2 separate regions of the Homo sapiens genome follow, and region 1 is linked to region 2. The links are chromatin contacts, found by Hi-C or POLR2A ChIA-PET in ENCODE. All regions are on one chromosome and are shown on one strand. The core of a region is the stretch at or near the end of the contact, and the rest is flanking DNA. Distances in the headings are between cores, read along the strand shown.

The links. Hi-C counts contacts between places; a loop is a spot of excess contacts on that map. ChIA-PET counts read pairs that join two places held with the same protein, here RNA polymerase II (POLR2A). Pooled maps may share reads with other maps.
Region 1: a map of CD8-positive, alpha-beta T cell shows a loop between it and region 2 (4-fold over the local background). The contact joins the promoter of LINC00652 here to the promoter of NAA20 in region 2. A Hi-C loop is called at or near these places in 2 of 168 maps with a recorded cell type or tissue (CD8-positive, alpha-beta T cell and naive thymus-derived CD4-positive, alpha-beta T cell) and 12 of 50 pooled maps. POLR2A ChIA-PET finds 5 or more read pairs at or near these places in 2 of 52 experiments (activated CD4-positive, alpha-beta T cell and naive thymus-derived CD4-positive, alpha-beta T cell).

What each region holds. Positions count from the first base shown.
Region 1 is chr20:18,793,069-18,795,853 of GRCh38, forward strand. It overlaps LINC00652 (long intergenic non-protein coding RNA 652), which reads right to left and starts at 1,516. Exons shown (of 4, transcript NR_026883.1): 1 at 1,100-1,516; 2 at 597-735. LCDR (lysosome cell death regulator) reads left to right here and starts at 981. Exons shown (of 1, transcript NR_026885.1): 1 at 981-2,785. RefSeq lists an enhancer at 657-1,196.
Region 2 is chr20:20,015,931-20,018,630 of GRCh38, forward strand. NAA20 (N-alpha-acetyltransferase 20, NatB catalytic subunit) reads left to right here and starts at 1,432. Exons shown (of 6, transcript NM_016100.5): 1 at 1,432-1,519. The coding sequence starts at 1,467. RefSeq lists enhancers at 939-1,118, 1,733-2,233, 2,695-2,700 and silencers at 1,439-1,508, 1,559-1,678.

The DNA.
Region 1 (2,785 bases), core at 266-2,765, 1.2 Mb before region 2:
ATGGTGAATTTTGACAAATGCATACACTCATTATCCCTGAAGGTGTCCTTAGGCCCCTTTCCAGTTAAGTCTACCCCCAACTCCCAAGGTGAACTCTATTCTGATTTTTTTCCCACCATAGATTAGTTTTGCCTGTTTTAGAACTTCATATAAATGAAATTGTACATGGTGTAATCTTTTGTGTCCAGCTTCTTTCATTAGCAAAATATTTTCAAGTACCTGTGTTGTTATAAGGGTCCTCATTTTAAAACGAATAATTTGACAAGATCTTTGCAAACTGATCTTTACTTTAAAATTTTGGACTTCTCTGATGTGTATGTAAATACAGTAACCACCTTTAAATTAAATAGCCTAAATACAGTAACCACTTGAACTAAGCCTCTGAAACAGACATCTCTCCCATGTGTCTGTCAGACCTTGTCTTTCTGTTTTCATGCTCCCCACATCCCCCTACCTTGTTTAGCATTGATAAACATTTCAAAACTGCAGAGGGAATTTATCATATTTGTCTCAAGGGCACAGCGCTTTTGATTTACTGTGTTCAGTAAGATGCAGGGGGCTAACCAACCTCTTAGGATTAACTGCATTTGACTTACCTTCAAAAGGTCATCAGCAGTACATCCTTAGTAGGCCTCACAATAGTGTGTCCACAATACGGGTTAGTGGGAGTGATTGAAAGGCTTGGAGAGTTGTCCTTCTGGGTTTGCTCTGGTTGGGCGATCAGAGTCCATAGCACTGGGTGGGAAAACATGAAAGAAAATAAGTGAAAGTGACATGTTCCTCCAGAATAGCTAAAGGTCAGCGCTCACCCCATTCAACCACTGTATTCCCTAGACTTAGCATGAGGCGGTTTCTAAAAATCAAAGCCACACTTAGCGTGGTAATGTGGCTTTGTACCATGTCAACCTAGCTAAGCGGGAACTACGTTTCCCAGAATTCCTTGCCTGTAGGTTTCCGGGGTTAGCACACGCCACGTGACCTGATGCGGGCTTCGTGAGGCGGAAGTGACGCAGTGTTGTCGTCTCGTAGGCTTGAAAGGTAGGTGCCCGACATTAGGGACTGTCGCAGCCCGGGGAATTGTCCCCATCTGCTGGCTTACCTTGTGGGCGTGGATCCCCTCTAACTTTCCTAATTCCCGGGCGGCCCGCGGGCCTGCGGCAGATTCAGCTCTCAGGACTCCACTTTCAGTTTCTTCCACTTCTGGGGCAGGCTGCTTGTCCTGCCACTCTCAGGCCCCCCACCAGACACGGCAGCAACAGCTGTTCCTAAGTGTTCAACTCGCTCCTTCCCGCAAATGTAGAAGCTCAAATCCCTATAGCAAATTCCATATTCTATGTCATTCTTAATGCTTCCGTCTCTCTGGTTGAATCTAGATTGGATACAATCAGTGATGCACATTTACCAGACAGAGGATGTGCAGCGTTTACTGTTGATTTCTCTCTTTTCCTCCCTATCACCTCAGTTTAGTTCCAGGATCCACACTCCTCCACCATAGTCAGGAGATTCAGGGAAAGTTGGCAGGGTTCAGCTTTCAAGTTGACCCTTGATGAACCATGGTCAATCCTGTTAAGAGGCGTGAAAGCCAATCCCAGCCAATGAGACTGGGGAGAAATCACTGAAGAACTTGTGGAAAACAGACCCTCTGGATAAAAGACACGTGTGGGGAAAAAGGGGCTTTTTAATGTTATTCTGGATGTTTCCCAAAAGTACTGCTGCTGCCTTGCCTCCCTGACAGACACTGGCCTTAGGATGACATGCGGCAGGAAGGAAGGACGGATCTGGGGTTTTTCAAGACTCACTGAGATGCACAAGGAACCAACCCTCAAGTAGCCAACTCGTTCCTGTTTGCATGTGTCGACTGAAAAGAATCAAAATAAACAAAATATAACTATTTCTAAGAGGTTACAACTTGCAGGCAGGAAGCAGGCCTCTACCTGAGGCCATAAAGCATACTTTGAAGGAGAAAAGGTAGGTATTTATGCTAGGTGGAGAGGTAGGATATACGTATTCTGTAGCATACAGGAGAAGCCTATGAAAATTCATGGAGGAAACTCGTTAGAGACACGCACTGGGCTTACATATGAAGAATATCCAAAAGCGGATGACCTGTGTTCACTCTGGGGTGAAGATTTAACATTTAAATGTATTATAATTAGGCTGTAAATGCAAAAAGGTGAAACATAGGGCACAAGTTCACGATCTGTGCAATCTCCAGAGACCAGTCTGATCTAGCCTGCAGCTGGCAGTCATCTGTCAAGAAGGGGCTCTTTGTAGCCCAGAGTAGCTGTCAGGTTGGAACCATAAAACCAAAAGGAGGGCATCGGCGGTTAGGTGAAGAAAAGAAGTCTTTTGGCCTTTTTTCCTCTTCAAGTCAGCTTTTGATAAGATCTAGTAATAATAAGGGGATGGGTGTGGCTGCAGGTGGGACATGTCGGTTCTCTGTCCTGTCACAGCTAAGAACTAAGAACTTTAGAGTCTTTCAGCCATAGAGGGTCCTGTCATCCATTGAAGGGATCAGTCCATTGGGATTTTGCCAGTTTTAGCATTGATGCTGTGTCCTGGGAAACCCCTGAATACTTATCATAGCAGAAGTTCAGCCACTGTAGCCCTACCTCAGGACCGCTTTTATGGGAAAGAATAATTCCTTTAACTGCTTGAGCCATTTGAGTTGTGGCTGCTTTTGGTACTTGTAATAAATTGAAAGCATCTTGAATGTTCTGGGACAGTAAAAGAATGTGCCTTTGTTTCTGACAGCAATTATAAAATCAATTATATGTTTATATTC
Region 2 (2,700 bases), core at 182-2,681:
AGTGCCCAGGAGAGACAGTGATTACAGCTCTGTGGATATTGACCAGTTTAACACTCATGTGTAAATACATTTCAGCATTCCTGCTTGCTTTATGTATTTTATCTCTCTTTATCTTATCTTTTTGAGACAGGGTCTTGGTGTGTCACCCAGGCTGGAGTGCAGTGGTGCAATCATGTCTCAGAGCAACCTCTACCTCCCGGGCTCAAATGATCCTCCCACCTCAGCCTCCCAAGTAGCTGGGATTACAGGTGTGAGCCACTGTGTCTGGTCTGAATAAAGGAATTTTTAACTTTTAATTTTAACTACTTTAAATTTAAAAACTGATGTTTGGTTCAGCGATTTGAAAACAGTATATTTGGAACCGCTTGGATATGAGAATCTGCTTTTTAACCATACATTGATGAAATCTAAATAGAGAACAAGCATTTCCGATGACAGCTGCTCTCTCAGATTGAAATGCACTGCAAATGTAAAATACACACCGGATTTCAAAGTCTTTGCAAAAAAGAATGTAACATATCACATTCCTTTTTTTATTGATTGATTACATGTTGAGTATTGATTGGTTACATGTTGAAATGATATTTCGGGTATAATAAAGTGGGGTCAGGGAAAAATATTTTTCCCAAATAGGAAAAATAAATGGGTAAAATAAAGCGTACTATCAAAATCAATTTTACATTTCGTTTTGCTTTTATTTATTTATTATTTATTTTTGAGACCAAGTCTAGCTCTGTCGCCCAGGCTGGAGTGCAGTGGCGAGATCTCGGCTCACTGCAACCTCCGCCTCCTGGGTTCAAGCGATTCTCCTGCCTCAGCCTCCAAGTAGCTGGGATTAGAGGCGCGTGCCACCACGCCCAGCTAATTTTTATTTCTTTCCTTTTTTTTTTTTTTTTAGTAGAGAGGGGGTTTCGCCATGTTGGCCAGGTTGGTCTCGAACTGCTGAACTCAAGTGATCTGCCCGCCTTGGCCTCCCAGTGTTGGGATTACAGGCGTGAGCCACCGCGCCCGGCCTTCTTTTTGTTTTTAAACGTGGTATTGACATTTTAAGATGACATCTGCAACTCGCAACACTGGGACAAGGGATTCTGGGTCATAAATTCTCCCATTCCTCATTTACTCTGCAGCACCGGGTGGCTGCGAACTCCGCTCTTCTGCTTGGGTTTCCGCATCACCAGCAGCTTCTTTCCTTCCCAGGTGTCGCCGCCTGCTTTCTGCAGCCGCTGCCTGGGAGGGGTTCCGAGGTTCTGGGCAGCCACAGCCCCGGAGGCCTTACAGGAGCGACCTGGCAATTCCCGCCGCCGGCCGCCAGAGGAAGCTGCTTTGCTGCTGTCGTTGCCCAGCAACTCGTAGCCCGGAAGCAGTACCCCGTCTCGCTCGGTTCCGCGGCGGCCACGCTCCGGGAGACTTCCGGCAGGGCGGGCGCGGGGTCTTGGCGAACGGTCTTCGGAAGCGGCGGCGGCGCGATGACCACGCTACGGGCCTTTACCTGCGACGACCTGTTCCGCTTCAACAACATGTGAGTGACACGCGCCTAGGGCCAGCCGCTCTTGGCCGGGCCTCGCTTCCCGGCCCCGCCAGCTCCGGCCCCAGCCGCGCCTTCCCGGCCGGACCCCAAGCCCGGACGGGGACCCGCGAGAACCACCCCCCGCCGGCCAACGTGGGCGCCTCCCTGGGGCCACAGGGTCCAGGGAGAGGTGGGCCTGGAGTCGACGCACGCCGGCCTTGGCGACCTTGGCCGAGGTGCTCAAACTTTGTCTCTGGACCCTGCGAGCTGGCAGGTTCTGGGGCAGCGCTCGGGCCTCCGCTCGTGGTCGCTGTCAGGAGGCGCTGGGGTGATGGGGCGAGCTGGAGACGCGGCCTGGAGCCCACGACCTGGGCTTCTCGCCCTGCCCTACTGCTTGCTGGTTCGTGGCCGGGCCGCGCCTCTTCTGGGCAGAGGGCACCGCCGACGGCCAGGCCGCAGAGGGGGCTTGCGAGGATCGGAAGCTGGTCAGCAGCTGTTGGGATGTGTACATCGTGAAGCCCACCTGGTGGCCGTGGTTAAATTGTATCCAAATGAAATGACACTGATCACTGCGTCCCCTGCAGCAGATGCTGTCTCAGTCATGGTTAGTGTTTGCAAGTTTAGTTACTGTAGCTGCGCACCCCGGTGTACACACCTTTCCTCTGTGAGGAGTCACGGCAGATCTTAGGGGAGGCTCGCTGTGCCCAGAGCCCTGGATGCAGTTTCTTTGGATTCGAGTTAAGGCCAGACCTCTGATTTGCAGGTACCAATTTTTTTTTTTTAAGAAAACATTTTATTATGAAGATTCCCACACATTTAGAAAAGTTGGAGGAATTTCACCATGTGCTTTTATAGACACTTTTCCTGGATTCTGCAGTTAACATTTTGCTACGCTGGTATCTCTCCTTCCTTCCCATCTATCAGTCCTGGATCCACTTTAAAAAAACAACAGGGCGGTATGTGAAAACTAAGGACAAAGTGGTTCCGATTCAAGTGTCAGGAAGATGGAAAGAACTATGGGATAAGATGGCTGGGAACATTTCAAAGAGGGGGTGAGCCTTGAAGATGGATAACACATTGGTAAGTGAGGAAGACGGAAGTTCCGGAGAAGGAGCGGGGCATGAAAATGGGGAAACTTGAAGTGCGGTCAGACAACTGGGATCAGTGCGAATCTAGTGGCTGGTTTCTGCCAC